Regions from separate parts of the Mus musculus genome. Here regions 2 and 3 are each linked to region 1. The links are chromatin loops, found by intact Hi-C in ENCODE. Cell type or tissue: left cerebral cortex. All regions are shown on one strand.

What was found. Peaks named below come from ENCODE experiments on the same cell type or tissue, not always from the same donor. Only the 100,000 strongest peaks of a DNase experiment are listed, where the experiment ranks them.
Region 2: it touches region 1 in a loop (7-fold over the local background); 4 of 42 quality-filtered maps call a loop at or near these places.
Region 3: a loop joins it to region 1, with 2.1 times the contacts of the local background. A loop is called at or near these places in 8 of 42 quality-filtered maps.

The regions. Positions count from the first base shown.
Region 1 is chr19:3,847,614-3,855,613 of GRCm38, forward strand. Chka (choline kinase alpha) reads left to right here and starts at 4,160. Exons shown (of 12, transcript NM_001271496.1): 1 at 4,160-4,800. The coding sequence starts at 4,463. Gm51271 (predicted gene, 51271) reads right to left here and starts at 3,203; the gene lies at 3,154-3,203. In left cerebral cortex, a CTCF peak has its summit at 4,954; DNase peaks (open chromatin) are centred at 4,146, 4,647, 4,988, 5,794 and 1 more place; H3K4me3 peaks cover 2,589 bases; H3K27ac peaks cover 2,069 bases.
Region 2 is chr19:3,763,864-3,771,863 of GRCm38, forward strand. Kmt5b (lysine methyltransferase 5B) reads left to right here and starts at 4,026. Exons shown (of 11, transcript NM_001379678.1): 1 at 4,026-4,477. In left cerebral cortex, CTCF peaks have their summits at 4,968 (motif pointing right) and 5,694 (motif pointing right); DNase peaks (open chromatin) are centred at 3,625, 4,226, 4,657, 4,944 and 1 more place; H3K4me3 peaks cover 3,074 bases; H3K27ac peaks cover 2,709 bases.
Region 3 is chr19:3,901,051-3,909,050 of GRCm38, forward strand. It overlaps Tcirg1 (T cell, immune regulator 1, ATPase, H+ transporting, lysosomal V0 protein A3), which reads right to left and starts at 6,083. Exons shown (of 20, transcript NM_001136091.2): 1 at 5,969-6,083; 2 at 3,535-3,655; 3 at 3,167-3,245; 4 at 2,459-2,679; 5 at 2,290-2,378; 6 at 1,996-2,122; 7 at 1,832-1,914; 8 at 1,581-1,674; 9 at 1,294-1,506; 10 at 841-985. The coding sequence starts at 3,651. Ndufs8 (NADH:ubiquinone oxidoreductase core subunit S8) reads right to left here. Exons shown (of 7, transcript NM_001271443.1): 7 at 7,813-8,000. The coding sequence ends at 7,893. In left cerebral cortex, no CTCF peak of the experiment used is centred here; DNase peaks (open chromatin) are centred at 4,554, 6,063 and 7,186; H3K4me3 peaks cover 2,160 bases; H3K27ac peaks cover 1,923 bases.

The DNA.
Region 1 (8,000 bases):
GGCACTTAGGTTCTTTCCACTTTTTGTCAATAATAGATGTGGCAATGGGATATTTTATGCATGGGAAATTTTGCTTCTGAGAACTTCTCCTTTTTAACCCTAAAAAATGTTTGTTTGTTTATTCACATCCTTGTTTATTGTTGCAGAGGCCTGTGAGTGCTATAGTGTGCATACGTGGATCAGGGGACAGACAGACTGAGGGAGCTGATTCTCTCCTTCCACCATGCATGTTCTCGGGTGGAACTCCAGCTTTTAGGCTGAGAGGCATGCGCCTTTGCTGGCTGCCCAGCTACCTTGTTCATTCCTGTCTTTGTGTTGTTGAAATGGGGCCTTACGTAGTCCAGGATGACCTCATACTTGGTATTAGCACGATGGCCTTGAATTCCTGATCCTTCTGCCTCCACCTTCCTAGTGCTGGGGATTACAGCTGTGTGGTACTATTCCTGGCTTCTGGAAACTGTTTTTTTATTTTTATTTATTTTTGTTTGTTCATTTGGTTTTGTTTGTTTGTTTGTTTGTTTTTGTTTTTTGTTTTTTCGAGACAGGGTTTCTCTGTATAGCCCTGGCTGTCCTGGAGCTCACTTTGTAGACCAGGCTGGCCTGGAACTCAGAAATCCACTTGCCTCTGCCTCCCGAGTGCTGGGATTAAAGGCGTGCACCACCACGCCTGGCTGTTTTTGTTTTTTTTTGAGACAAAGCCTCTCTATGTAACCTTGGCTATTCTGGAACTCACTCTGCAGACTAGGCTGGTCTGCGTGCGCCACCACCGCCCGGCTGGCTGCATTAGGGTGTTTATTACAGCAATAAACACTGTGACCACAAGCAACTTGGAGAGGAAAGGGGTTTTTCATCTTACAACTCTCAGGTCTCTATCACTGAGAAAGCCAGGACAGAACTCAGGGCAGAAACTAAATCAGAGACCATGGAGAAGTGCTGGTTACTGGCTTGCTCCCATGGCTTGCTCAGTGTGCTTTATGTACAACCCAGGAACACCTGCCCAGGGGTGGCACTGCCTAGAGCTGGCTGAACTCTACCATGTCACTCATTAATCAAGAAAATGCTCAAGATATGCCTACAGGCCAGTTTTATAAAGGCATTTTATTAAAGTTTCCTCTTCTCAAATGACTTGCTCATTTAACAAGGAAAATTATTGCAACCCTTTATCCCCACCATGATTATAGTCATTTGACAGACAGGGACAGGCTTGGGCAACAGTAAGTAGTCTGCTTGAAGGCAGATGCCAAGGAAGTAAAATGGGCAAGGTTTGTACCCAGGCTGCCAGGCTCCAAGGCTGTACCTCTTGCTTGCTGTGATATGCAGACGTTAGAAGGGAAGGCAGTGCCTTTAGGGCAAGCTTGTGACAAGAGTGAAGAACTTGATTCACCCTGACCTTCTTCAAAGTAGGGACCTGTGAGTGGCACAGGCCCATCATAGGAGCGCCACCTAACTTCAGAATTGCCATAGATGCTGGTAACAGGTACATATCCTATAGCCAGCTCTTGCTGTTCAGGTGAGTAAAGCTGGTTCCGGCCACATGGTTCTAGTTGATTGGACTAAACCTGGGCGCCTGACTCAAGGGCACTGAGTCTTGCTCTGGCCACACATATGACAGGACATACAGAGAGGAGTTGGACAAATCAGCCCCTCAGCGCTTCTTGTGGAAAGCTTGGAATGACAGAGGGTAGAAACTGCTTCAAGTGGCCCTGAATCAACCCCATAGCCACATTACCTACGTTTAGATCCAGGCTATCATTTCCTAGCTGTGTGGTCTTGGGTGAGTTCTGCTCTGTGTTTGTGTGTGCAGGGATGGGGGTGGGGCTGGGTGCATGTGCACATGTGGGTGTGTCCTCATATGGGTCCATATGTGTAGAGAGACCAGCAAGCATCCTCAGGTGATAGTCTTCAAGTGTTGTCTATCTTGTTCTTTGAGACAGGGTCTCTTCCTACCCTGGAACTTGCCAGATTGGCTAGGTTGGCTGCAGGTAAGCCCAGGAATGTGCCTGACTCTGCCTCCCCAACTGTAGGATAGTAAGCACATGCCACTACACCTGGCTTTTTTGTTTTGTTTTGTTTTGTTTTTGTTTTTTGAGACAGGGTTTTCTCTGTGTAGCACTATCATCCTGGAACTTGCTCTGTAGACCAGTCAGGCCTTAAACTCAGAGATTCACTTTCCACTGCTCTTTGAGTACTGGGATTAAAGGAGTGTACTAAAGTGCACTCCTTCTTTGCTTAAAGCTAGTATCAAAGTGACAGATTCATTAAGGCAATTTCATATATGCCATTAAGGTTGCCCCCCCTCCCCCGTGTGTGTGTGTGTGTGTGTGTGTGTGTGTGTGTATTCCAGGCAGAGTTTTACTCTGGCTAGAATTTCTATGTGGGTCATATATGTTCATGTCCTTTCCAAGCCTTTCACTGGGGTGACCTTTTACTGCCACTGGAAGCTGTGCTCCCAGCAAGGCGCCTTGTGGGTTCTCATAGTCTAAACCAGAAGAGGTCAGAGAAAAAGTTAACTGCAAATTATAGAGCTCTCCTCTCACTTCTGGAGCAGCTTCCCCCTCAGCCAGCTTTCCAACATTCCTCTGAGATTATGGGGACTAGTATGAGGACAAAGGGCCAGTCCCCTGTGAAGGCCAGTGACACAGCCCCACCTCCACGTGGGCTGGTGTTTTCAAAGTCCTCCGTTCCCTTATCTAAATGCCTTCCTGAATGGAGACGTTGATTTCTTACTGTTCTAGCAACCAGTGGTATTCCTAGGCCAGGCCTCTTTTTTTTTTTTTTTTTTTCCCCTACTTGTCTGGAGTTCAACTCCAGGCCTAGCTCCACGGGATCGTCCAAAGTCTCTTTTCATTTGCACTCCTTCCCCCGCCCCCCCCCCCCCACTCCCCAGACAGTCTCACTATGGAACTTGGGCTGTCCTGAAACTTACTGTGTAGACTAGGCTGGTCTTCAGCCCATAGAGATCTGGCCTCTGCCTCTGTGCCTCTCAAGTGCTGGGATTAAAAGCATGTGCCATTATGCACAGATTATTTGCACTCTTTTGTTCAGTAAGATCACTTTTGGGGGAGTAAGTCCAGATAAGTACCTACCTACTCTTTTTGAAGAGTTTTTGGCTTCCAGCAGACTGTGAAAACCCACAAAGAAGCCATTTTCTGCATGCTGGGGTATAGCTAGAAAGAAATCTCTCTTTCTAGCTATACCCCACAACACAGACCTGTAGTTTTATATTCTTTGTAGCCTCAATTACTTCCTGGAAGGACTGAATGATGAGACCAAAGAATGAGGCAATGTGTGGGCATACAGCATAGGGGCCTTGGCCCCCTTCCATGCCCTAGGGCAAAGGTACATTAGTCATGGTCACGCGACTGGACAGCCCGGAAGAGGGGGGGGGCAGATGACAGCATCCACAAAGCCAGGAATCGCGAACCAAGCACCTTTGGCCGGCAATTCTGGAGGCCGTTGAGGCCAGTCTGTTAGGAAGATGTCCTGAGAATCTAGCTGACATCCTCAGCACCACGGACAGGGAAACTGAGGCTGCAGGCACGTAGAGGGGGAGGCTTCTCTCTGAGCGGAGAGCGCAGCCAGCTGGCAAGTGGGTGTGTGGCCTTGACCCAATCTCTTTTTGATATTAGACCTGCAGATGGATAACGCCTCCGGCCAGGAGTTGTATTGGGCATGGAAGCATCTCGAACAGGGCCTCGGAAATGTTGTAAAAACACACCCACAGAGCTCCTTTGGGAGCTGCCTTGCCCTAAGGTCACGCGGAAAGAGCAGCCAGCCTCCAGACACCATTTTCCTGCAAAGTCCCCGGGGCCTTTCAAATCATCACTTTCAGACCTGGGGGCGTCTAAGGAAAGTTTCCCTTTCAACATCCACTCTAGGGTCTGCCAAAGCTGCAGAAGCCTCGCCTCTCCTGCCCTAAGAGGCTCGAGTCCGCAAAGGCGCCACCTTGTGAGTGCAGGCAATTGAGATAGCCTTTACAGGACCCTCGCGACCCCTAGACAAGGCCCCGCCCCCGGTGCGCCGACCCCTCCCTCATCGTGGACTCACCGCCTGAGCCTAGGAGGGGCTGTGCCGCAGCCAATGGGAAAGCGGCGTGGCGAGGGTGGCGGCGGTTGTGATGCGCCAAAGCGTCCAATCAGCGGCGAGCGCGGGGGCGGGCGGTGACGCTGGGCTCTCCGCGTGCAGCGCTGTAAAGGAGCGAGCGCCGCGGCCCCCTATAGCAGTCGCCTGCCGTCAGCCTCCCGCGCTCGTCTCTCGTTACTGCTGCCTGACGTCCATTGCTGCCTCTCCCCGCCGTCGCCGACGTCGCCTCCCCGCGCGCTCCCACAACCGCCGCCCGGCCGGTCAGTGAAGCCGGCGAGCCATTCCCCGCGCCGGCCCCCAGAGGCGGGCATCCAGCCGGACCCTGAGTGTGGCCCTCTCGTGCTGTGGCCGCCCGCGCCTTCTCGGCCGCTTGTCCAGCATGAAAACCAAGTTCTGCACCGGGGGCGAGGCCGAGCCGTCGCCTCTCGGGCTGCTGCTGAGCTGCGGTGGCAACGCTGCCCCGACGCCCGGCGTAGGGCAGCAGCGGGACGCCGCAGGCGAGCTGGAGTCCAAGCAGCTTGGTGGCCGAACCCAACCTCTCGCGCTGCCGCCGCCGCCGCCGCCGCCCCTGCCGCTGCCCCCGCCGCCATCACCGCCGCTAGCGGACGAACAACCCGAGCCCCGGACCAGGCGCAGGGCCTACCTGTGGTGTAAGGAATTCCTGCCCGGAGCCTGGCGAGGCCTTCGCGAGGACCAGTTCCACATCAGTGTCATCAGGTCAGTGGCTGCGGCACCGCGCGGTGGTGGTGGGGGCGGTGGGGGGTGAGGCTGGAGGGCGGGGCGGGGCGGCGGCTTGGGTAGAGGTGATCGCCGCGCCGGTGTCCGGAGCACAAACCCCGCAGCGCGGAAGGCCGCCTGCGGGCGAGCTTTGAGAAAATGTGTGCTGGGTTGCCGTCCCTTGCGGAAGAACAATACTATGTAGTTATACAAGCACATTCTGTACCAAAGCTCAAAATAGATGTGTCTAGGAAGCCGTTTCTCTGCGAGGGCCTTGAATGAAAAAAGGGATGTTGTTCCCAGCACTCGGGAAGCAGAAGCAGGCGGATTTCTGAGTTCGAGGCCAGCCTGGTCTACAAAGTGAGTTCCAAAACAGCCAGCTCTACAGAGAGAAACCCTGTCTCGAAAAACGAAAAAAAAAAAAAAAAAAAAAGGAAAGAAAAGAAAAGAAAGAAAAGAAAAAGGGATGTTGTGGCTGGGCTTTAGAAAAAGAGGGAGGAGCCGGGCGTGGTGGCGCAAGCCTTTAATCCCAGCACTCCGCAGGCAGAGGCAGGCGGATTTCTGAGTTCAAGGCCAGCCTGGTCTACAGAGTGAGTTCCAGGACAGCCAGGGCTACACAGAGAAACCCTGTCTCGAAAAAACAAACAAACAAAAAAAAAAAAAAAAAAAAAAAGAAAAGAAAAAGAAAAAGAGGGAGGAAAAATCCCCGGGGAACTTTTCCTTGTAGTACTTCTAGTCTGTAGTTTGATCACAACCCCCTCCCGCTCCAGAAATTCACCTTTGGCACTCAGTGAGCAGAAGCAGGCGGATCTCTTTATTATTGAGGCCAGTTTGGCCTACATAGTAAGTTTCAGACCAGCCAGAGCTACATAGCAAGACACTGTCTCCAAAAGAGGTAGAAGGAAATTGATGTGTGTTATTGGAAGGTAGCAATCACTCCTGTCTTTCTGAGGCTCGTGTCGTGTACCCGTGTTACTGGCCAGCGTCTGGAGGTGTGGCTCCACAAATCATTGTGAAGTAAAATGAATTCCTCCTCCTCAATCTCAAGCCGGGCATGGTGGCGCACACCTTTAATCCAGCACTTGGGAGGCAGAGGCAGGCGAATTTCTGAGTTCAAGGCCAGCCTGGTCTACAAAGTGAGCTCCAGGACAGCCAGGGCTATACAGAGAAACCCTGTCTCGAAAAACCAAAAAAAAAAAAAAAAAAGAATCTCCTGTGGGCAGAGTGATCATGAACATCCTTAGGTATTGGAGCCTGGCCTTGAACCAATGAGGATCCTATAAGCAAGCATATTCACACACACACACACCATGCAGGTCGGGTTGTCTTGGAACTCACTATGTAGACAAGCTAGCTGGTCTCAGACTCACAGAAATCCACTGCCTCCCCTAGTGCTGGGATTAAAAGCATCTGCTGCCATGCCTGGCGTTCCCCACTTCTTTTACGTTTAAATATATTTCACCTTAGATTAGAAAATAGTTTTTTATGTATTTAGACTTACTAGAGAAATGTAACTGTACCCTTGCCATTTTTGCACAAGTGCTTAGCATTCAGTATTGAATACGGGTTGGGTTTTTTTGACCTTTAAAAACCCATTTGGTCATTTTCTACCAGTTTCTGTTTGATTGGTTGACCCAGTTGAGTGCCAAGTGTCTAGAAACTGGCTGGCTGGCTGCCACAAATAATCCTCAAATCCAGTTGTAGTCATTTGACTCCTTTTCTGTGCCCAGTCTCTCACCAGAGTCATGAATGCAGCAAAGTTAACTCTTAGATGGACTGCACTTCCTCTTTGCCTTTCAATGTTCAGGTGCCTCATGGATCTGAGACTATGTCAGAGGTTTATGAGCAGGTATTTAAAATATAGTTGGTAGGAAGTGGAAAAAGAAGACCACAGATACTCAAATCATTGTTGAGCGTCCTAGAAAAATTTGTCCCCAAACTTGTCCCCTGACAGGCTTAGCAGTTCTTACCAGGAGAATGGTAACGATTACTGTGGCACGGTCTTCCTTCTCCCTATGGAAGTAAAGCGAGGCCTGAGGGGATGTGCTTGTCCCACACTTGGGAGGGGAGGTAGAAGTATCAGGAGTTAAAGGCTAGCCTGGGCTATAGCAGCTTTGAAGTTGGAGACGAGCCTGGATTACATGAGACCTTTTTTCTTTTTTCTTTTTTTTTTTAAAGATTTATTTATTTATTATATGTATAATACACTGTAGCTGTCTTCAGACACACCAGAAGAGGGAGTCAGATCTTGTTACGGATGGTTGTGAGCCACCATGTGGTTGCTGGGATTTGAACTCTGGACCTTCGGAAGAGCAGTCGGGTGCTCTTACCCACTGAGCCATCTCACCAGCCCGAGACCTTTTTTCATCAGTCCAAACCAATGCTCTAGAGGAGTGACTTGCCCGAAGTCCATTGATAGCTCTCTGGTGTTCCCCTCTTCTACATTGGCCCTGGGGTCTGTTTGGACAGCCCTGTACCCAGCCTTAGAAAGACGAATCTTAAGCCCGGCATGGTGGCGCACACCTTTAATCCCAGCACTTGGGAGGCAGAGGCAGGCGAATTTCTGAGTTCAAGGCCAGCCTGGTCTACAAAGTGAGCTTGTGGTTGTCTCTATGGACTGTGTCACTCATAAGTTAAATCTGTTTTGCTCAAACCAGTCATTGCAAAAGTATGGAGAATATTTTGGGGTTTTCTTTTTTTCCTCTAAGAGTCTTGAAGGCAGGCCTTTCCTTTTGGATTGCAGTATCTTTTAAAATGTGGCGTGCTGTAAACAGGGTAGTCCGTGGTTACAGACGCTGTTGAATAAGGAGAGAAGGTGATTTAGGATGTGGGGAAGTGGGTGGTAGCTACCTAAGTTAGTGGCTTAGCTGGCTCCGTTCCATCTTCCTGGTTTATACACCTCAGTTCATTCAGCGTGTCCCAGGGTTAAGCTTTTGGCTCCTTCCCACCTCAGAATGTACTTTCTGTCCTAGCCTTAATAGTAGCAGGCTCCAATCCCTTCAGCCTGTTTATTCCCCAGAAGTGTCTCTATTGTGGTCTCTAAGACCGGGGACACTCAGAAATACCTTTTGCTTAGTCACATGGTAACAGGAGGTCCCAGGGCATTTAATTTAAGCAATTTATGTGTACTACCTTCTATCTAGTTCATTCTCCATCCTGTTGCCAGGGGATTCTCAGGGGCTATCCGTTGCTTCCATGGC
Region 2 (8,000 bases), 84 kb before region 1:
CCTTTCCCCATGGGTCCTGGAAGTTAAACTCAGGTCCTCACACTTGACAGACAGCATTTAACTGACAGAGCATCTCCCCAGCCCAGGAGGAGCTTTAGAAAAAAATGGAACAAGGGCTAGAGAGCTGGATGGGTGGTTAAGATCACATACATTCTTCCAGAGGACTCAAGTTCAGTCCCTATACCCATGTCAGGTGCTCACAGCTGCCTGTTAACACCAGCTCCAGGGAATCCGATGCCTTCCTTCCACCTCCAATGGCACATACCCACAGAAGTACACATAGGTAATAATAAATCTAAAAAAAAAAAAAAAAAGGGGAGCAAAGACTTAAGCTAGCAATGTTGTTCTGTCTCATTGTGTGAGGAGCCATCCAGAAGGCAGACAGCCGAGGTTAGCATCATGGTCTCAGATTTGCCAAACTCCAGAACTGTGAGTCTAATATTAAACTCCTATTCTTGTCAATGACCTAGTCACTTAGCCACAGGTATTTTGCTACAACCACAGAAGAAGAATGGAGTGTGTGTTTAAAAAGAAGTATCTTCTTGAGAATAAATTAGTACATAACGGAAAATTAGTGTTACAAATACAAAGAATTCATACAGCTTCAGAAGGCCTGGGGTTAATGAGGGAGGTAAAAGATGCTGTGCAGGAAGCCTAAGAGTGAAGACAGAGCACTTGACGTGGTGTCTGACCCTAACAGGAGAATACCCCAAACAAAACCCTCATGTTGTACATTTGTTCCAAGCTCATTGGTATCCAACAGAAACGTCATCAACTGAATAACCTTGAACCCCTGGATCTGGGAGATGGGCTTACCCTTGAAGGAACTCTGGAAAATTCAATAACCCCTCCTTCATCCCTTCCAGGAATCAGAATTGAACATGGCGCTCCAGGGACAGCCCTGAAGGCTTACAGGCAGCAACTTAACAATCCCTTCTTCCTCTGTGCAAAGGAGTAAGGGTTCAAAAAGAGTATCAGCTAATAGACAGGCTAGCAAGTCTGGTACTGTAAAGGTAGCGAGGTAAGGATGCTAGGTCACTGTAGGCATAAGGGAGGACAGAAAGAGTGCTGGAGCTGAGTTACAGAAGTGTCTGAGGGGCAGTCCAGGGGCCTGGTGGTGCCCTTATCCAAGACCAGGAAGCCAGCCAGCCACCCAGAGGTTCTCAGAATGCCCAAATCTATCTCCATTTCCCACCAGTTTCAGATACCTGCTTCAGATTCAAGACAGCAGAGCAGTCTTGAATTTGTTGGAGAAGAGGCTGGAGAGGTCCATCTGAGAGAGTCCAAGCACCCAAGCTGCTTTACAAGTAGAGGTTGAGAAATGACTCACCCAACTTGAGATCCCATGGTCAGCCCCATGTGCAAGAACTCCAAAGAAGTACAGGGTCCCAGGATGCTGATGCTATCCCCCGAGGCAAAAGGGGACTGGTGAAATGAACATTTGGAGAAGGGGTACCATGGAACACGGGACCAGGCTGGGTGACTAAAATGCTACTGGGCATACCAATGCCTGCCTGTTGACCACAGGAACTGACTCTGTGGGCTTAGTCAGTGCCCTGGCAATGGCACTGCTTGCTTAGGGGACCTGCCAGTGTTTGGCTGGGGCTCCCTTTGGTCAGCCTCAGGGTGTTTCTGCTAGGGCAGACTGAGACTCTCCCGCCAACTCAGCCTTTCTTTAGAGTTGTTAAGCCCTCAGAGTCCAGCCAGTTTGGGTGGGGGGCCCAAGCTCTGTGGCTGGTTCTCCTGCCATAGGGCACCCAGAGGCTTCACATTGTAAATGCCGAGCCTCCTGTCATGTGGGGACCCAGCAGGTGCCTGGCCTTCTATTTCCTGATCCCTACTCTGGGCCAGCTGGCAGGAGAATCCTCTAGCTGGCCTCCCACTATAGGAAAGTCTAATTTCCAGTTTCCCCCAGGAGGGCAACTCCCAGCTGTGGCAAGAGCCAACTCAGCCATGACCTCCGTAGATCAAGCCCTATAAAAGCCCCAAGCTTTCAGCATGGCTCAACAAAGGTCCTGAGCCCAGCCCAGTTTCATCAATCATGGTCTACCTAGGTCTCAGAGCTGCCGCTAGAAGAGCAGCAGTTGTTGAGGGATTGGAAGGACAGCACTGGACAGGCTGAAAGGCTGTGCTATGCTCACTTGGGTTCTTCTATGGCAGGCTAGAATCCCAGTCCATTTCCTTGGAAGGGAATGCCTACACTTGGCCTGGCATTCAGCAGGGAATAAATGGAAGCACTTAAGAGCTATACAGAGCTGGGAGCTTGGGTGAGCCTGAAGGGTCATGTGCTGTTGTTTTGAGGTGGAAGACAGGAGAATTTGGGGCCCAGGGTTGCTGAAGTTTGGGTGGACTTGGAACCTGAGCATTCTACCTCTGAAAGTCAGTCTAGGACCATTGGTGCCCACTGGAGGGACACCATCTGGTGTCCCGTGTATGTTCAGCTCTTTGGCATTTGGTATCAAACGTGGCAGAAGCAACTTTAGTGTCTCTGGCACATATTTGGAGCCAAGTCCTATAGAAGTCTTGTGGGGTAGCGGTATTAAGAAACTAGAAAAACACAACAAAACTAAGATCAAAGGAATTGTTAGCTGTGTCTACAAAAAGGGAATACAGCAGGATAGATCCGATGCAACAGGTGACTGGAAAGGGCAGGAAGTCGACCTGAAGTGTCAAGCCCTGTATCTCCTGTGACTGGTCTCCTATGCCCACTGCCCACTCCCAAGATGGTCTGTAGACTGAGGATACAGGTCACACAGCTGAGGTCAGCACAGGAATTCTGGTTTTGAAGAAATATACCTTCCCAGCTATGTGTCCTTAGCAGGTTTCTGTGCCTCTGTTTCCCATCTATGGAAGGGGATAACAAGCGTCGTCAAGTACTCAAGATCAAAGAGGCAAGGGCAATGGGAGCTAAGTTGGTATTTGCTTGACTCTGCTGAGCCATCCTCTAGAAAATGCCTACTATGCTAAGGTATGTGAGTGTTCAGTGTGGTAGTGGTGTTTGCAGGGAACCGAGGCAGGCTGGGGCCCTCCTGCAATGGCCTCAGCTGTTCTCCCTGTCTCATGTGTCGCTGGAGTTGCATTCTTTCTTTCCATTGCCTGGACATTTTCGTACCTTTCCATAACACCCTCCACCTCACTCAGGTGTTTGCTTCAATACGTGACAACCTCAAACACCTCCTTCAGGTCCCAACCACCTGCTTCACTTTAAAGCCTGCGTTTTTCATAGAATAGTGTATAAGAGGCTCTGGCTCCAGCCCTGAGTAGTTGAAAAGTCACCCAACTAGTCCATGCCTCAATTTCCCTGTGTGTAAACTGGAACCCACAATACTCTCGACCTCTGGGGATTACCCTGAGGGACAAATAAAGGGACACACCAGATCGTTGGGAACGACGTCTGGTTAGGGACAAGGATGTGACCCTCGTTATTGTTGTGAGGCACCCCTTATCCAACTGCAAGATCCAAGGGGTGGGGCTTCACCATACCCCAGGCGTGGGTGCAAGCCACTCCGGATCTTCCGCCCCAAGCTCCCGGAGGACCAAACCGCCTTTCTTGCGCCGGTTGAGCCCGAAGAGGGCGAGGAGTGGCTGCGTCGTGGAAAGGTTGTCACTCAGTAGGTGCTCAAGGAGCGGCCGGTGTCAGCACGGGGGACCCAAAGCACGCTCCCTCCCCGCCTCCCGCGTGGTACCGTTCAGGTGGCCCACATGGTCTTGAAGGGTGTTTCTGCTTCCAACGACACCCATCCCCACAACAAAGAAACTCGCCATTCCCGGCCGCCTCCCCTCAGTGCACCCCGGAGGCACAGCGGGCCCGGAGCGCCGTGCGCCTCGCAGTTGCCCCCTGAAATCGCAGCTCGGGAGCTGTCCCTGGTAGGTGCAGGTGCGCACGAGACGGGGGCGGGGGCCAACCCCGCGGGGCAGCAAGCGGCCGGGGTACTAGGTGGCGCCCACCGGGCGCGCGGCGACGCCGCCTCCACCGAGATTTAAAGGGCAGCCGGGCGGAGGGATCTTCGAACGACTCTCGCTGCGATCCCTCCGCCTCGAGGCTCAGCGACGGCAACGACGTGGTTTCTTTGGTGGTGGTGGTGGGGGGGATTTACTCTTGTGCCTCCGCTGTCGGGTGCCGCGGCAGGGAACTTCATTCTCTCTGGTGTCTCTCAGCCTCTTCCCGCAGAATTCCGTCGAAGCCATCGCGGCCACTAGCGCGGAGCAAAGGTGCGCGCACGCTCGGTGTCGGCGTGGTGTCCCTCCGCCGTCAGTCGTGGACTCCTTTTCGTGTCCTTCCACCGAGCCCGGGCGGTGTCCGGGTGGCTCACCGGGGGCGGCGACGCGTCTGCGGCGCGGCAGCGAGGCTCGGGGGCTATGAGGTGAGGACGCCCGGGGACCGGAGGCGGCACCCGGCGCTGCGCGAGAACGCAGGACGCGAAGCCCCGAAGTCGGCGGATGCCTCTCAGATCCCGCGACTGCGCGCGAGGTGGAGGTGAGGCCCGAGGACTGTGAGGCGGGGGTGGCCCGGCGCTGCGAGCCAGGGCTCGGGGACAGGGGCTTGGCGCGGGCCGCGGTGGTGGCCGTGGCGGCAGGGTTGGGGGGGCCCCTCGGCGGACGCGGACTCCTTTATTTCCCCCCCCCTTCCGTCAGCGGAGGCAGCGGGCGGTGCTACGTCCGTGCCGCCATATTGGATTTTACTCTCCAATTTTTTTTTCTGAGGAAATATTTTTTGGTGATTAATTTTTCTGGAGGGACCAAAAAGTGTAGCCGGGCGCTTCGGGAGCTCGGTGGCGGAGCTCTTGGACGGGCCCGGTGCTGGAAGACCGGCAGTGCTGGCGGTGAGCCGCGGAGGACGTACGTGCGTGCGTGCGTGCGTGCAGGAACCGGGCCGCGGGGCGGGGCTGCGGGGCCGGGGCGGCCGGGCGAGCGAGCACGGCCTGCAGTGTTGGCGGCGGCCGGAAGGGAGCGGTAGCGGTCGGCGAGGGCCGGGTCGCGGCCGCACGAGGGGAGCTGCTCGGCCGCTCGGGATTGGGGGACTGTGTTTTTCCTCTTCTCCAATGGGCGGCCGGCAAGCGTCTCGCCCAATCTGCTCGCGCCGGCTCGCCGAACTTTCGGTTGTTTTTGTTTTGGCCCGAGCCTCGTTTCCTGTTGCTCCAGGCTCAGACTGTCGCGCGCGGGGGTGGGGTGGGGGTGGGGGGCAGTCGCTCGGGCCCCACGCAGTGGCACTGGCGTCACTCGATCTGTCATCCGCTCGTTCAGCCAGAGTGCAAGAAGGAGAGGAGGAGACGTGAAGTTCATCTTGAACTTTCTGATGGCGCTCACTCTGAGACAGTCCTCTCAGAGGAGCAGACAAGATGGATTGCCTGACTTGATTTGTTTGTTTGTTTTTTAAACCTGCTTTCTAGACTTAAAACTGTCTGACACAGGCCTGAGGGGTTGGGAGGCTGCCGAGTGGATGGATTCCTTAGAGGAACTCGCTTCTCCTTGTAACTGTTCCCCGTTCTTATTTATTTATTTATTTATTTTGACAGAAACGCCAGCCAGTTTGGGTAATTAGTAGACAAAACATAAGCCCTTTCAGAGGCGATGAAGAAGTTATTGTTTTTCTTTTTGCCTGAAATGATCACAGACAACTTTTTTTAAAGATTTATTTATTTCTTATATGTAAGTACACTGTAGCAGCCTTCAGACACTCCAGAAGAGGGAGTCAGATCTCTATTCTGATGGTTTTGAGCCACCATGTGGTTGCTGGGATTTGAACTCCAGACCTTTGGAAGAGCAGTTGGGTGCTCTTACCCACTGAGCCATCTCACCAGCCCCCACAGACGACTTTTGAGTGAAGTCCATGCCTTAAGAGTGAATTGCCAAAGACACACGTTTGCAATGTAGACGTGGGTTTGACCAAGTCCCTCACTAAGAGCCCCTATGGTCCAGGGTTAAAGTGTGCAAATAAATGTCTAGGTGTCATACATGGGCAAACAGTAGACTCTGAGTCTATAGCCTCTCGACATCGGACACTGTACTCCCTCTTCCAAGCTCACTTATGCTAGTTGCCATACCTGGTGCCTTTTGGCCATCCGGTCTCTGGCTTTCTCCTGTCCCAGCATACATCCATCCTTAGAAAAGCCGCAAGAGAGTATAGCCTGCTGCTGGCATAGGCTTATGAAGAAGCATCCTGGTTGGCCTGCACAGAAGCCAGGATTCCTCTGTTCCCTGAAAGTCTTTGCATGCTTGGTGAGATTGGCTTTGCCATTGCACGTACGTTGGTTTTCTTGTGAGCCTGTTGAATCATAGTTGAATCATAGATTTAGCTGGTCTACCTCGGCACAGGTGCTCAGTAGTCACAGCATGAAAGAGATAATTTGTTAATTTCTATGTCAAGCCTCTTTGAGGCTTTTCAAATTGTATCTACTCAGTGCCACTGAAAGTGTTCTTTAAAATTGTTATAAAAGAGGAAAAGAAAAGAAACAAACCCCTTAACTTTGTATACTTCAAGAGGAGACTAGGCCTCCATCCTTTCTCTGTGATTGAAACCCAACTCTTTAAAAACCATTTCCAAGGACTTTCCTTCCTCTCCCAAGTGCTCTTTTGAATGTATTTTCACCCACTGTGGTGACACTGGGCTCTCTGTACTTGTAGAAGTTACCAGTGGACCATGCCCAGGAAGGCTGGGTTGCAGAAATGTATGCAGATGAGAGGGCTGTGTTCTGGGGTGTTTGTGCAGTCCAGCAGGTGTTTTATAGGTGGGTAGGGCAGTCTTTTTAAGTTTCCCTTTGGTCATCAGTGGATCTTACCTCATATGTAATCTCCTACATAGTTGTCAGCTTACAGGTTTATAATGCCCAGCTATGTGTCTGGTTGTACAGCAGATTTGTGGATAGTGTCTGAGAAGCTCCGTGTCCTCAGGAGTGCTTTTCCAGTGGCTTGCAGAACAGATGCTCTCAGAGAAATCATTATGATTCCATCCATTATTTTGCTTGTCACATGTGAACTTTACCTTCTCTCTATTCACCAAAATCCTTTTTTCTGGTCAAAAGGTCTGGGACTTTGTTAACTCTAGAGCATTTTTTACTTATAAAAACAAGGGACTACATGCCATCCCTCTGTGGGCTCACATTATTGGTTGCCGAGCACAAGTTGAGTGACTGTAGACACAGCACAGGGGACTTGTATCTCAGGTGGAGGTAGTTCTTGGCCTACACACCAGCTTTATATGTCCATGCAACCTTTGCTTTCTCTGTCTTTAATTACTTTGTTTTTGGAGTGGATAGAACATTGTTTTCCTGGCATGAAGACTGACTGACTGATGGACTTCAGTGCAGCAGTTTGCAAAAGCAGCGTCTTTCTTGGATAAGTTGTCAGTTTTTTTTTTTTTTAAAGATTTATTTATTGACTATATGTAAGTACACTGTAGCTGTCCTCAGACACTCCAGAAGAGGGAGTCAGATCTCGTTACGGATGGTTGTGAGCCACCATGTGGTTGCTGGGATTTGAACTCCTGACCTTCGGAAGAGCAGTCGGGTGCTCCTACCCACTGAGCCATCTCACCAGCCCCAAGTTGTCAGTTTTGAAATCTTAAAATATCGGGCTGCAGAGGCAGCTCAGTCAGTGAGTTCAGTTCCTAGTACCCACATCAGGTGGCTCACAAATACCTGTAACTTCAGTCCCAGGGAATCTGACACTTCTGGCCTCTAAGAGCACCTACACTCATGTGCACGTAACCACACACGTACACATAATTTAAAATAGTAAAATCATTTAAAAAAAGGCTCATATCTTGAAGTGTGAATTAAAATCCCTGCTGATTTTTAAATATATTAGAAGTTATGTGTATGAGTTGTTGTGCCCGAATATGTGCATCTGGTGCCCCTAGAGATCAAAGAGGACATCCAGTCCCTTAGAACCTAAGTTACCAATGATTAGGAGCCACTGTGTTGGTTCCGAGAACTGAATTTGGGTCTTTTGCAAGAGTAACAAGTACTTATAACCATTGAGTTATCTCTCTACCTCCCAAA
Region 3 (8,000 bases), 53 kb after region 1:
GGTTGTGAGCCACCATGTGGTTGCTGGGATTTGAACTCCTGACCTTCGGAAGAGCAGTCGGGTGCTCTTACCCACTGAGCCATCTCACCAGCCCAACCTTGAACTTTCTACGTAGCTGAAGATGCCTGAATTCTTGATCCCCTTGCCTCCATCTCTCAAGTGCTAGGATTATAGACTTAACCACCATGCTTAGTTTCTGCTGAAGACTGAGCTCAGGGCTTCATGAATCCATGAGGCAGGTGGATTCATCTATCAACTGAGCCACATCCTCAACCCTTTTCATTCCAACTTCATAAAACAACAACAACAACAACAACAACCCCTCAACAAACAACATTGCAGTGTGGCCAAGTAAGTCACAATTATAGGTTGGTTTGGGGCCCTATAACAACTACTAGCCATCCTAACACTTCTCTGAGGTTTGTACTATTATTCCCATTTTGCAGACCAGAAAAAATATGACCTACAGAAACTAAGAAACTCATCAAAACAAGTGAGCTGGACTTTAAGCCATTCCCACATCTGTTTTCTGAACTGTTCCAAGTTGGTTCCCTGTGGATTTAATGCTGAGACAAGTGTAAAGTCCCAACTGGGACTAGGGTACCCAATAACCTCCCTGGAGATTGAACTGGGGACTATGTCTCTGTTAAAGGATGGGGTGGACCCAGCTCCTACCCCTCTCAAGGTTTGCACTCCAAAGGCAAGGGCCTAACTTCTACCCACCCCTCTCAAGGTTTGTACCCCAAAGGCAAGGGCCTAACTTCTACCCACCCCTCTCAAGGTTTGCACCCAAACAGAGGATGGAGGGATGACCTCCACTGAGGGAGCAATGGATCTTACCAGGGTTAACTTCCCTGTAGCGGCCCACACCATAGGCATCCACAATGCCCTGGAAGCTGGAGGTGAAGCGGTTGGTCCTGATGAGGGTTGGAGGCATGTCCTGGCAGGGGATGCGGTGAGCGACAGCACTCACTCCTTCCTCACTCTGGGGTACCCAGGCAGAGAGACAGAAGCCGATGCCCGGAGCCTGTAGAAACCCTGCCCCCACCCCAATCCCACCCCCGTTCCCAGGCCCAGCTGAGATGTGGACTGTAATTTCTGGGTTGAGGGTGGGGTGGGATGGCATGGGGGAAGTTGGTCAGCCCCATCCTACCCAAAATGCCCTGGAGGAGTAGGCTCCTCGGAAATGGTACCCACCCTTCAATCCCAGAGCAAAGGAAGCTTAAGGAGAGACTGGAAGTAGAAGGAGGAAAGGCAGGGAGGGAGCAGGCCTCTGGCAGCCTGGATGCTCACTGAGCCGCTCTGCAGCGCCTGCTGCACAGTGGGCAGGTCCCTCGCGGCACACCAGACCTCCGCGATGAGGCACTTGTGTGTGGTGTTCACACTGCACTGGTTGAGGGTCAGGTACACTGCCTTCATCTTGTGGATCTGCACCTGCCATGGGGGCAGCAGCTGCTGCACCCGGCCCAACACCTGGCTCAGGAACCGGTCTGTCTCCCCCAGGACCTGGGGACAAAAAAAAAAAGTAATCAAGGGAGCCTTGAGGGAGCTATCAGGGGTCAGGTCACATGGGCACTCACTTCCTGAAGCTCCTGGCTTTGCTGCTGCAGCTGCTGCAAGGTCCTGAACCGGGCTTCCTCCTGCTCCAGGTATGGGAAGACATGACAGTGGAAGCTGAGGAAGACATGGGGTAATGGGGGTCAGTGGGAGTCACCAGGTAGAGCTGGGGGCAGGACAAACTCGGCTGAAGGTGTTATCAGGGGCCTGGGCCACACAGGACCAGTCGACTGGACACCTCCCGCGGCCGAGTGACCATGCACTCGTGGCTCACCAGTCTGTGATCTTTCGGATCTTCTGTCCGATCTGCTCACCCCAGTAGGAGATGACAAAGGTCATCCAAGTTGCAGGCTCACCCTGTGAAAGCCAGGTTCGGTTAGTCTCTGGAGCCCTGGCTCCTCCCTGACGGCCCCCACCCTGGCCCCCCTGCAAACTCACCGTCACTGGGTCCTCCAGCTGCCCCTCAGTCTCCCGAAAGCTGGCAATGAGGAAGCCGCGGCAAGCTCTCCACAGCAGGCGCTCCAGGGCCGCAGCCTTGTAGGGCTCCACAGCACCTGCCACAAAACTGCCAACAGGGCTGGAGGCGGGCTGCAGCCTCCTCCCAACTCACCTCACAGGAAGCACTCGTGGGGAACCCCCAAACACAACATACAGAGACTCAGGGGCCATCGGGTCCCCTTCTTTGGCCAGTGCCTTAAGGCTGTCCAGAAAAGACAAACTGCCCCGACTCACTTGACCTTCAGGTCTGAATGTGGCCCCCGGGTGCCTGGAAGCAGGGGTGTTGTCTCAGAGAAGGGTCCTTCAGTATGGTCAGCTGCCACCTAGGCACCAAGAGACATTGTGAGCCCCAGCCGTGGCATATATATCTCCAGGCCCCATCCCTGCCCTGGCTGGGGCTGACCGGCGGGCTGTGGCTCTGGCCCAGCACAGCCGAGTGAAGCCGCAGCTGGTGCAGCTGGGCCCGCAGTGCCTGCTGATTGCCACGAACATCCCGAAGCTCCTGGGCCAAGCGATCCGTTTCCTCCTGGATGCGCAGCAGGTCTCGGGGAGGTGGTGCTGGCAGTGTCCCCTCAGGTGGGGCCAGCGTCAGACCTGCCCGCTGCACTTCTTCCCGCAAGAAGGCTAGACACAGAAAGGGGCGGTGGGGTTAGGGGAAGTCACACAGGGTTATGCCAGCTCATGTCTATTGTTAGCCAGGGGCTGCAGACATGTAGGGAGATCCCTAATGCGCACCAAAGGCCATGACTAATCTGCTGAGTCAGATCTCCAGAAAAATCCCGGGCTAAACTGTTTAGAAGCAGCCGCTCTGTTCCCCCTGTTTTGCCCTCATCTCTGACCTAAGAAAGGCCTTTCTAGCCCTCCACCCCAGCGTCTGCCCACCCCAGTCCATCTAGGCAGAAAGCTTAATAGAGTTGTGGCTCATACTCCAAGGCAGTCCTACCTATCGTCCTTGGCTCCACCCACCCAGAGCCAAGGATGTCCTGCGGATGCCAGCAGCCCCGCCCACACCTCCCTTCTCTGCCTTTCACCTGGGTAACGGGGGCACTTCCCTTCAGACCAAGCTTGCCTAGCGCTCATTCCATGGGATGTGAATCTGGGTCCAACTTACTAAACGTCTTCTCCAGTTCCTCGCAGCGCCGGACGTCTACCACGAAGCGTCTCTGGAAGGCGCTCACGGATTCGTTGAGCTGTGATGGATACATATACGGGTCAGAATCTCTGGGAGGGGATCAGGAGGTCACTGCTCTGGGATCCAGGTCTGAAGCACCTCCTCCAAAAAGTTGCTTGGTGCCCAATTAGCCTGAACGGACTAGTTGGAGCAGACTCAACCGCGTGCCAGAAAAGGCACGAGTAAGCATGGGAAGGGCGCCGGTGCTGGAAGGGAGGGCTGGGATGCTCCTGTGGCAGGCCAGGGGTAATCACACGGCCTTTCCTGATGTGGGTTACCCGCCCAGGCCTCTGTCCCACCCCACTTACGTCTCTGAACTCCACGAGGCCCAGCTCACCAAGCTGGCTCACACAGTTGTAAGCAGACCCTGTGGGCAACAGGAGCTGGACCAAGGCCACCTCTTCACTCCGGAACATAGAGCCCATGATCCTTAGGGCAGGCAAAAAAAAAAAAAAAAAAGGTGGTTAGGAGCTAGTTCCAGGCAGGCATCCATACACCTGTTCCCATTCATCGGACAGATGGAAAAACTGAGGCCAGGAAAGAAGTAATGGGTACCGAGGTTAACAGAAAGTCAGTAGCAAGAGAAAGCATGGGCCGGGCAGTGGTAGCGCACGCCTTTGATTCCAGCACTTGAGAGCCAGAGGCAGGCGGATTTCTAAATTCAAGGCCAGCCTGGTCTACAGAGTGAGTTCCAGGACAGCCAGGACTGCACAGAGAAACCCTGTCTCGAACTCCCCCCCCCCCAAAAAAAAAGAAAAAAAAAAAAGCATGGAGCAGCCCAGTGACCCCAAAGCCTACCACCGTAGGCTGTCTTTAAGCTGGCCTTCCTTCTGCTGCCTTCTTGCTTCTAGCCCAGCAGCTCCCAGACACCCTGGCTCCAGCAGTGTTTTCAGCACTGGATCACCTCTCTGTCTGCCCCCCACTTGAGACCCAGCTTAGCCCTGAGACCCTAGGCTGTGACAACTGACACCAAATGCCTCTGAGCTGTCTAGCCTGCTTCCTTATACATGCAGAGGGTGGGGGTGGAACTCCCTCTAAGTTCCCTGGAGCTGAAATCCTGAAGGGGAGGATTGGCTGGGGGTTGCCTTTGGCTGCCCGCAACATTGCCTGTGGGGCTGGGAAAAGTCTTGGTGTTGAAACTGGGAAAGTGAAACCATGAAACAATGGGCGGGAAGCTCTGGTGGCCTCCCTCTAACCCCAGCAGGCACACACTTCCTGGCTGGAAAGCAAACGGACTCTTCAACTGCCCTGCAGATGCCCAGCCAAAAGCCAACACTCTCCCTGGGGCCACTGCCTGCTCCTTGGTAGCTACTGCTCTTCAGGTTCAGGATCTTGGGGACACCGTTTCCTCAGCTCTTAAACTGGCGTTGAGGGCTGGAGGTCACAAGTGGGGACACACATCGAGAGGAACTTCAGATACTAATGGGCCCAGCTTACTGCCTGGGTCTGCCCAGCAGACCACTTCCTCCCTAGGTCTGGTTTACTTAAGGGGAAACCACAGTCCTGTCCCCAGCTTGGGAAAGGAAAGAATTCAGATGGTAGTCAAGGGCTTCAGAAGAGCCAGGCCCTGCACAGGCAGGGGTGAGCAGGGAGGGCTGGGTGCACAGAGCCAGGGACTAAGTCTCTAGGGTCCTCCCCAAATTGTAAGCAGCTATGTGACACTGGGTAAGTCACTTGCCCTCTCTGGGCCTGTTTCCTCTTTGATTGAATTGGCCACCCCTGGCAGGAAAGATGTGAGTGAGGAGATAAACGAAAAATCAGACTCCCCACATCTTACTTCTTTCTATAAACACCCCTTCCCCCCAATTCCTAGTGGACAACCCAGCCTTACGATTTTTTTGTTTGTCCGTTTTTCAAGAAAGGATTTCTCTGTGTAGCCTTGACTGTCCTGGAACTGGCTCTGGGGATCAGACTGGCCTTGAACTCAGAGATCAGCCCACCTCTGCCTCCTGAGTGCTGGGATTAAAGGCTTGTGCTACCACCACTCCTCCTATCCTGGCCTTAATTTATAAATGGGCCAACCCAGGTGGAGTAAGGTGAAGTCTAAGGTCACATGGCCAACTAGAACCACACCACAGAGGGGTCTGTCCCAGACAGAGGGACGCTGCTCTGACTTGGCACATCCTGCCTAGTCCCAGCGCCATAACCACCAGCACTCGGGTGCTCCAGCCAAGGGATGCTAGACATGTACATGCAAGACAAACGGAAGTTCCCCCATGCTCCCTGCAGACAGTCCACATTACATACCTTGATTTTGTTACTAGGTCCTGTCCTGTAATCTGCGAGCTAGACCCACACACACCACTCGCGATCTGGCCTTCCCCTGAGGCCCCGGTGTTCTGCCTTACTCCTGCACCCCCTTTCCTAGTCTTCCTTCAACCCCTGCCTTTTCTCCCAGACCCTGCTCTTCGGAGGATGAGGAGAGGGGCTGGAGTCTGCCTTGAGCCCGGCCACTTCCTAGTAGGATGGCTTCCGTTTCCTCATCTGTAGAATGGGTCCCTCGTTCAGAGCCAGACGCAGCAGGGGCCTCCATGAGCTCAGGCTCTGAAGTTTCCCGGAGCTAGCAACCTATCCTCTGCTTCTCCTTGCGGCCTGCCTGCATCCCAGACTGCCTGACACGGTCGCGTGGCCTCTGAGTTGCCTCCACCCGGAGTCGGGCAGGGCGCCTGGACCCTTGTCCAGGCGGAGGAAGAAGCAGTTGGTAGGCAGGGCTGGGGTTCCTCAGTTTAGCAGGACACTCACCCAGGTGGACTCTTCGCTCAACTTCGGCTTAGGATCTGAGCCCGCCCTCCGGCCAGTGCAGCTCACTCCAGCTTCGAAATACCGGAGTGGGTGTGGCCTGTGACGGCCTGCCCACTGCCCGCCCTGTCCCGCCCCCCACTGAGTTCGGGCGCGGGGTGGGGGTGGGGGTGAGGGCGGTGTCTGGACGCCCCGGAATCGTTTAATCCCGGGAATCGGGAGATAACCGACAAAAAAATCCCGATAATCGGGAGATGACAGGTAGGACCTTAAGGATAGGCCACCTTCACCTTCCTAGTACGTACAATCTGCTTCAAGCTACTTCGCTATTGTGCAAGATCGGCTGCTACCCAACCTCACCCAGCTCAGACTATGCTGGGTAAGGGTGGGCCCACGCTATGGGCCCCTCTCCACTGGCAGCAGGGTGTTGGTTGGGCCAGTCTCTGCGGAGGAACTTGACCCAGGAGCCTGGAGACTCCAGAAGTGCCTCAACCTCCTTCCTAGCCCTTGAGGTATGGAAACTGGGATTCAGGACCATTCAGCTGCCTGTACTTTGGACAGGCTGGACTGTACCCAATGGGGACCAGAGGGACAAGGGGCCCCTCAGCTGTGCTGACCCTTGAGCCCCATTCAATAAACAAGGGCTCTAATGTGTGGGGGGAGTATAGAATGGAAGCCTAAGGCAACCTGAAAACTGAGTCGAAGTGGGTAGGTATCCCCAGAAAACAGGTATGACATGGGTCTGAGGTGACTTGGTGAGGACCCTCACACAAGTGTACCAGGGGGCACAAGCCAGTGCTCTTCACTGTGGGGGAACAGACAACAGACGGGCCATAAAGCTGTAGTTGTGAATACAGTAGAAGTGTACATAAGAATAGGAGAACCAAGCTAGCAGCAGTCCCGTCCCCCCCCCCACACACACAATGTGTGTGTGCCCACACAGGGTCGGGGTAGAGGTGAGGGCGGTGTCTGAAACGGTAACAAGTATAACACCCACACTTGGGAGGAGTCAGAGAACTTAGTGGGCAAAGGGGATGTAGTAGCCAGAGGCAAGGCCAGCTCAGAGGCAGCAGGACCTATGTCATTCCCTTGTGACTGTCACCCCCTAGCAAGCTTCCTGTTCCCCAAAGGACACCCTGACCTTAGGGATGTTGGGTGCAAGTGTGCGGCTACACTCCCCGTGCAGGCACCCATGGAGGCCTGAGGTGAGCAGCAGGAATTTTCCTCAGTTGGCCACCTGTTGCACTCAGTTTTTGAGCCAGTCTCTCTCACTGAACCTGAAACTTGCCATTTTGATTAAGTTTGGCTAGCCAGGGACTCTGGGATCCACTTGACTCCATCCTCCAGCAGAGGGTCACAGACATGTGGCCACACTAAGCTTTTCTGTGCAATCTCAGGATAAGAATAACTCATTTACTCAGCCTCCTTCCTACTCAGCCTCCTCCTGAGGCTCTTGATGGACTCAAGCAGAGCCTGGAAAGGATCCAAGTCCAAACTGTAGCGATGGACAGCCAAGAAAACAGAAGACCTGGACCTCACCTCTCAGACACCCAACACCAATGGGGACAACAGGCCCCTGGTGACCTGCACTGCCAGGCTGTGGGAAAAAGCCCAGATGTGTGATACGGTTCTGGGTAGTATTGCCGATCACAAAGAGGCCTGGTAGGCCTGTGCACCATAGAGGATGGCTGGGTTCTGCATTTGCTAGACTTTGGGGCAGGTGAGTGGCTGGAACCCACTGAGAGAGCGATGCAGCAGGCCATGCACACCTGGTCTGGCTGGAGCAAACCAGATGCCCCTGGCTGCGTGGGGTAGATTCTGCCCTAGAAATGGAACAACACAACAGGTAGCTGTGGGATCATAGTTTCTTTATGGGCTAAAGGGGCCACAAGGCTGAGCCAGGTGGCCAAGGTCACCAGTGGTCTGGTCACCGGTACAGGTAGTCAGCCTGGATGTTGGCAGCGATCTCGGCCTCCCACTTGTCTCCATTGTTGAGTAGCTTCTCCTTGTTGTACAGCAACTCCTCGTGTGTCTC